Regions from separate parts of the Homo sapiens genome. Here region 2 is linked to region 1. A link is a loop called in an ENCODE intact Hi-C map of the cell type or tissue named here. Cell type or tissue: ovary. All regions are shown on one strand. Each heading gives the region's core, and the rest is flanking DNA. Links, peaks and the distances in the headings are about the cores only.

Region 1 (2,911 bases), core at 1-2,500:
GCTGCAGACCAGTGATTCGCATTCTGAATTTCTCTATTCTAAATATTCTGATTACCAGCCTTGACCGTTTCCAAGCTGAGATTCCAAAGAACTATTTTTTCCTTGTGGTTGGTCCTTTCCGTTAGGGAACAGGAGAAGCGATGAAACCTTATAGAACTGGATAGGAAGGAGAGAAAATCACTCTCCTTCCAGAATCCCCAACAAGGATTGTTGTAAAGGGAACACTGGCCTGAAAAATTAGGTCAGGAGTTCAGAGTCCCTTTTTGCAACCTATAGTTGCCCTGGTTCTCTATATGACCTCATCCACTTCTTGAGGCCTGTAGAAGTGCGTTTCTGACTTTTGTTGGAGGAATTCTGCAGAAGGAAAGCAGGCCGAGGATCCCAGGACAATAGGCAACCCCAAACTAGGCCCAGAGAGCAGAGGAGAGGAAGGGACCTGCCTGCAGAGGCTGGGAGAGTATGGCCCAGACTTTAACACAGGCCAACCTTGGCTTATGACCTCCAGTCACCAGGGGTCAGCTCCAGGTCATTCTCAGAGTCCCCCCAAAACCTCCCACCAAGAAGGATCTGTTTGCAGGGTGACTGACAAGCCGCTGACAGGTTGTGAGCTCTCCACAGAGTCCTAGAAACAACAGTGACGTCCTTAGCACCAGGGTCTGCACCCTTCCCACCTGACTCCTGTCCAATCCCAGTGTCCTCTCCATAATTTCTGACACCTTTTCCTTCCATGCCTGGTCATCCAGGGCCATGAAAGAGCCTCAAAAGTCACTGTCCTCAGGCCAACAAGTGGCAGAAGCTGAGATCTGGGACCCAATAAGTCACCTCCGCCCCACTTTAAGTGTAGACACAGACAGCGCTATGCAGAGGGTCCGGGGAGCATCACTGGAAGCTCAGCTGGAATCTTTAAAGCTGGCCAGAGCTTTTGGTGCAATGGTCTTGAAGCCTGGAATGAAGGAGATGTAGGCAGAGAGGATGCTGAGTTTGTCCCCTCTCCCATTTTCTAAGAACAACCCTCCCTCCATGCCCCCCCATCATCCCCCCCTCCGCCAACCTGGCCCGGGACAGGAACACCGCATCCCAGTCCTTTATGCATGGGTTCTGCGGGGCCCAATAGCCCTGGACATCACTGCCCGAGCCTGGTGGCTGCAGCTGCGTGGGGCTGGGTGTGCTCCCCACCCTCTGAGGTCCCCCGAGGGGCGTACAGTAGGTGCGCAGGGACTGGAGCCCAGACAGAGGGGGCGGGTCCCGAAGATTGCCTGAAGCTACCGAGTCCCTCAGTCCTGGGCCGGGCCTGCAGTCCCAGACCCGCGGCAGTGCCCAGGGAGCCGGTGCGCTCAGACGCCAGCAACGCAGCGCCCCTCGGAGATGCCCACGACGCCGCCCGGCGCCCGGGGGCGCTAATGACGGCCACACCCAGCGCGCCCCAGGGCCCCGCGCCCACCCAAGCTCCCGCACCCCTGCAGGAGCTCGGATTGTGTTCAAATTTGGTTTAAAAAGTCAAAAGGACTGCCCTAGCGCGAGCGAGCTCCGGGGGATATCAAAACTCCCCGGTGCGCCGCTCTCCTGGGTGGGCGGGCGCCTGGAGGGAGGGAGCAAGACTCGGTCCCGCAAGGCTCCGCCCTTCACCTTGAGACCCCCTCACTCCACCCGATCGCGGCCCCAGGAACCCTCTGTAAATAAGATCATCGGCTCCAGATCATTTGATTTTTCTTCTATTAGTTTTCCGGCCCATTTTCCAGATTTTTTTTCTTTTTTCTTTTTTTTTCCTGCTTCGGTTAGAGACAGAGTAAGAGGGAAAAAGAGAAAGGCAAGCGGGAAATCCAGATAGCATGTTTAAAAATCTTTATGGAAATCTCGATACGGTTTGGGGTTTCCGTGGTGTAGTTTGATGCACATTATAAAACAAAGTCAGTCAAGCAAACTTTATGAGGATTGCTCCAACAGCGCCAGGATGAGGGTCCTGCCTGCATTCTTGGATTTCATACAGTTCTAGACACATCTCAGGCATCCAGGAACTGTCTCAAGAGGACAGACTTTTAAAACCACTAATTTCAGAAAGCATCTTTTCCATGAGGGGCCTTTTTCTTAGAGGGACCCTCGGTTTGTGAGAATACTTAAGTTAGGCAAGTATCGTTACACCTTAAAAAAAATCTACTTTTTACTCTCTCCCTCTCTCTTAGGGAAGGATTTATTCATGCACAGATAGATACATTGAAACTAAAACAAACATGTCAGTATCTGAGATGCTTTTTACACTGTCAGATTTTTTATGTAAATCTTGTTTTTCATAGAAGGCGGAAAAACCCTCGGTAATCTTTCTAAGATTTTATCTGTTAAAAGGTGATGTTTGTGTCTTTCCATCTTCAGGCATTCACTCCAATATATTTTTTCATCTGGCTTAAAAAATTTATTTATTTATTTATTCATTTATTTTTTCCTGGGACCCTTTAACACATTAGGGAGGGGGCAAGCTATTAAAAGATAAATCTGGCCCGGTGTGGTGGCTCATGCTTGTAATCCCAGCACTGTGGGAGGCCCAGGTGAGCGGATCACCTGAGGTCAGGAGTTTGAGACCAGCCTGGCCAACCTGGTGAAACCCGGTCTCTACTAAAAATACATAAGTTAGCAGGACGTGGGGGCACGTGCCTGTAATCCCAGCTACTCAGGAGGCAGAGACAGGAGAATCGCTTGAACCTGGGAGGCAGGAGAATCACTTAAAACCTGGGAGGCGGAGGTTGCAGTAAGCCCAGATTGCGCCACTGCACTCAAGCCTGGGCAAAACAGCAAGACTGTATCTTAAAAAAAAAGAAAGAAAGAAAGAAAAGAGAAAAATCTACAGTTCCCACTTTATGAAATAAAAATGATCCGAAAGGCAGACTTCATCAGTCAACTCTGTCCTTTGGTAGACATG
Region 2 (2,911 bases), core at 243-2,742, 70 kb after region 1:
GATCTTTATTTTTCCTTTTTAAAGATCAATGTGCTATATTTCTTTTTTCTGAAGGAACATCCATTAAACCAACAGTGGTTGAAACTGAGGACAATTCCCCATCATATAATTAACCCCCTTGGGGTGCCATTAAGATCCAATGATATGTTGCGATTCTATTAACGAAAAGTAAATAGGGAAAGTATGTACTGTGGAGCTTGGGTTTAGAATTCCCAGTCACTTGAGCATAAGATGTTCACTTTAACTGCCTGTGCTCCTTGCCCTCCTCAACAACGTCTAAGCGCTTTCGATGCATTCTTGCTTTACTTCATTATTTTATTGAATTCTCCAGGAATGTATGATACAGTGGTTAGGAAAAGAAATTCTAATATAGCCAGGCTCCAGCATTACTAACAGAATGATCTTGGGTAAGTTACTTGAACTCTCTGAGCCTCAGTTTATTCATCTAAAATATGGTGATGGTAACTCCTTCTTTCTAGGGGTGTTGTAGGACGGAAGTAGGGTAAGCAAATGAAGCACTTAGCAGGGTCCCAGGCACATGGTGAATACCCTTCCCTTGCCAATGCCAATGTTCATCAGGAGCAATAACAACCTTCCCAGCAGTTGGGTGCCCTGGGTGTCCTGCTCTTGCTTTCAGGTGCAGAAATACACTCTAGCAGGTAGACTAATGTGGCCCAAGACCACCCAAGCACAGGGTTGGGACAGAAACCAGATCTGATTTGCCCCAAAGCCAGTGCTTTTTTTCTCTCTGTCTCTCTAGCACTGCCAGAACAGCATTTGCTTTCAAGTTGGCCACCATTTTGTGGTAGGGGCACCAACTAGACAGTAAATAAGAGAAGCCATATTTATTTATGTACTACTTATCCAGATTTCAGAACCCTGGGGGACGCATGCAAGCACACACACACACACGCACACACACACAGAGAGATAGAGAAGAGAGGCTAGGGTGTGGGGAATGAGGTTAGGACCACGAGAGCCCTTTGTGTGCCATGGGGCCAGCTCCTGGTGATGAGAAGGAGGTCATATGGCTGCAGAGGAGATGGGAAATGTACGTGGTAGGGAAGCAGGGCCAGACACTGAAGGGTCTCTTAGGCAACGGTGAGAACTTCACCATTTTACTTCATGGAAGGATAGAAGGGCTCGAACCAGGAGTGCCAGTTGATCTGAATTATATAAGATGGCCCCAGCTGCTAAGAAGAGCTGGCATTGGAAGACATGAGCAGCTGGCAAGAGGGGATGTCAGAAGCAGAGTTAGCAGGCGCCTGCTGAATGGTTGAGCCATTCATATTCAGAACTCAGAAGAGGCCCTAGTCTTTGCAATACCTATGCGAACCTTTTGACCCAACGTGTGTCAGCACACGCTTGGGGTATTTACTCAATGCAGTTCCAGCATCCCCTCCTGCCCAACTCCACCTGCACAGACAGAGTTCCCTTCCAGAGGGAGAAGGTCTTGCATTGACAAACATGCGCTGTCCCGGATGGAGGACACATGGCCGTGCCAGGAGGGCCAAGGCAGGATGGGCGAGCAGTCAACAGGGTCCAGGACTCTACCTTTTTTCCCCACATGGTGACAGATCACAGGACCACAGCTGGCTACCTGCGCTGTGAACACAGGGTTCAGAGGACGCTCAGCGTCACACCGGCCCATGAGTTAGGACAGGAAGTGCAAACCAGTACAATTACAGCAGTGAAAACCACAGGCAGGATACTTGGGTATACGAGAGCAGTGTCGCCTGGCTTGGACTCCTGCCAGGCCACCCGGGCTACAGTCCCTTCTGGTCTCCAAGGGCCAGTGGATGGTTACCGATGACAAGCGATAAGGAACTGGGTTTTGTACTGCAGCAGAAAGGGAGGGACAGAGAGTGGTAAGGGAGGCCAGAACATGCTGCTTCGTGCTTGAAGGTGGAAACTAAGGGCTCCTGGCAGCAGCTCTCCCTGGAAACGTGTTCTGGGTTAGAGACTCCCCGTAGCATTCTATTTAGACAAAGCAAGAGGCAGACCGTAGATGTTCTCTCCATCATGGGCAGAGCTGACCTAACCTCTGGGAGTTGCAATTGCATAGCATGCCTTTCTTCACAGCTGGAATGCATTATACCCCATCTCATGGGGTTCCATTATCTTCAGAGATCTCTGAGGTGGTCACATGGCTGTTTCTGGGTATCCCGAGCTCAGAGTAACAGCTCCAGGTTTGGGGGCTTGGACAAGTCAGTGAACCTCTGTGGTTCTCCATGTACAAAGGAGAGGATCTCTGCCACAGTGATGTTGTGAGGATCAACCAAGATAATAGGCAGGAGGAACTTTGGAAAGTGAAATATAATTGCAAGGCATTAGTAATATTATTATTACACTAAGACATGTGATAGATGCATGGCTCTTCCATTCCTAGGAGCTTATAGTTCTTGTGTAAGTAATAGAGTTAATAATGCTAGCTAAGATTTATAAAGCTTATTTACTTATTTATTTATTTTTTGAGACAGAGTTTCACTCTTGTCACCCAGACTGGACTGCAGTGGCATGATCTTGGCTCATGGCAACCTCCGCCTCCTGGGTTCAAGCAATTCTCCTGCCTCAGCCTCCCGAGTGGCTGGGATTATGGGCATGCGCCACCAAGCCTGGCTAATTTTTGTATTTTTAGTAGAGATGGGGTTTCTCCATGAGGTCTTGAACTTCCGACCTGAGGTATAAAGCACTTATTATATGCCAGGCACTGTTTTCAATGTTTTACATATATTAACTTTATCCTCACGATAACTTTACTATGTAAAGTGTTATCAGCATTTCACAGATGTGGAAACTGAGGCACCAAGGGGCCAAGTAACTTTCCCAAAGTCAGATAGCTGGTCACAGTTGGTGCTAGGATCACATCCAAAGCAGCTGACTGCAGAGCCTGTGTTTCCCTACTCCTCCT

Evidence for each region. A loop is a pair of places that touch in the nucleus more often than their neighbours do. Peaks named below come from ENCODE experiments on the same cell type or tissue, not always from the same donor. Only the 100,000 strongest peaks of a DNase experiment are listed, where the experiment ranks them.
Region 2: a loop joins it to region 1, with 2.1 times the contacts of the local background. A loop is called at or near these places in 3 of 110 quality-filtered maps.

Annotation. Positions count from the first base shown.
Region 1 is chr16:79,588,340-79,591,250 of GRCh38, reverse strand. It overlaps a transcript of MAF not described here. Among named protein-coding and RNA genes, the nearest start is that of MAF, 11 kb to the left of the region's middle. In ovary, for the core only: no CTCF peak of the experiment used is centred there; DNase peaks (open chromatin) are centred at 1,310 and 1,530; H3K4me3 peaks cover 1,124 bases; H3K27ac peaks cover 1,893 bases.
Region 2 is chr16:79,518,488-79,521,398 of GRCh38, reverse strand. It overlaps a transcript of MAF not described here. Among named protein-coding and RNA genes, the nearest start is that of MAF, 81 kb to the left of the region's middle. In ovary, for the core only: no CTCF peak of the experiment used is centred there; a DNase peak (open chromatin) is centred at 1,699.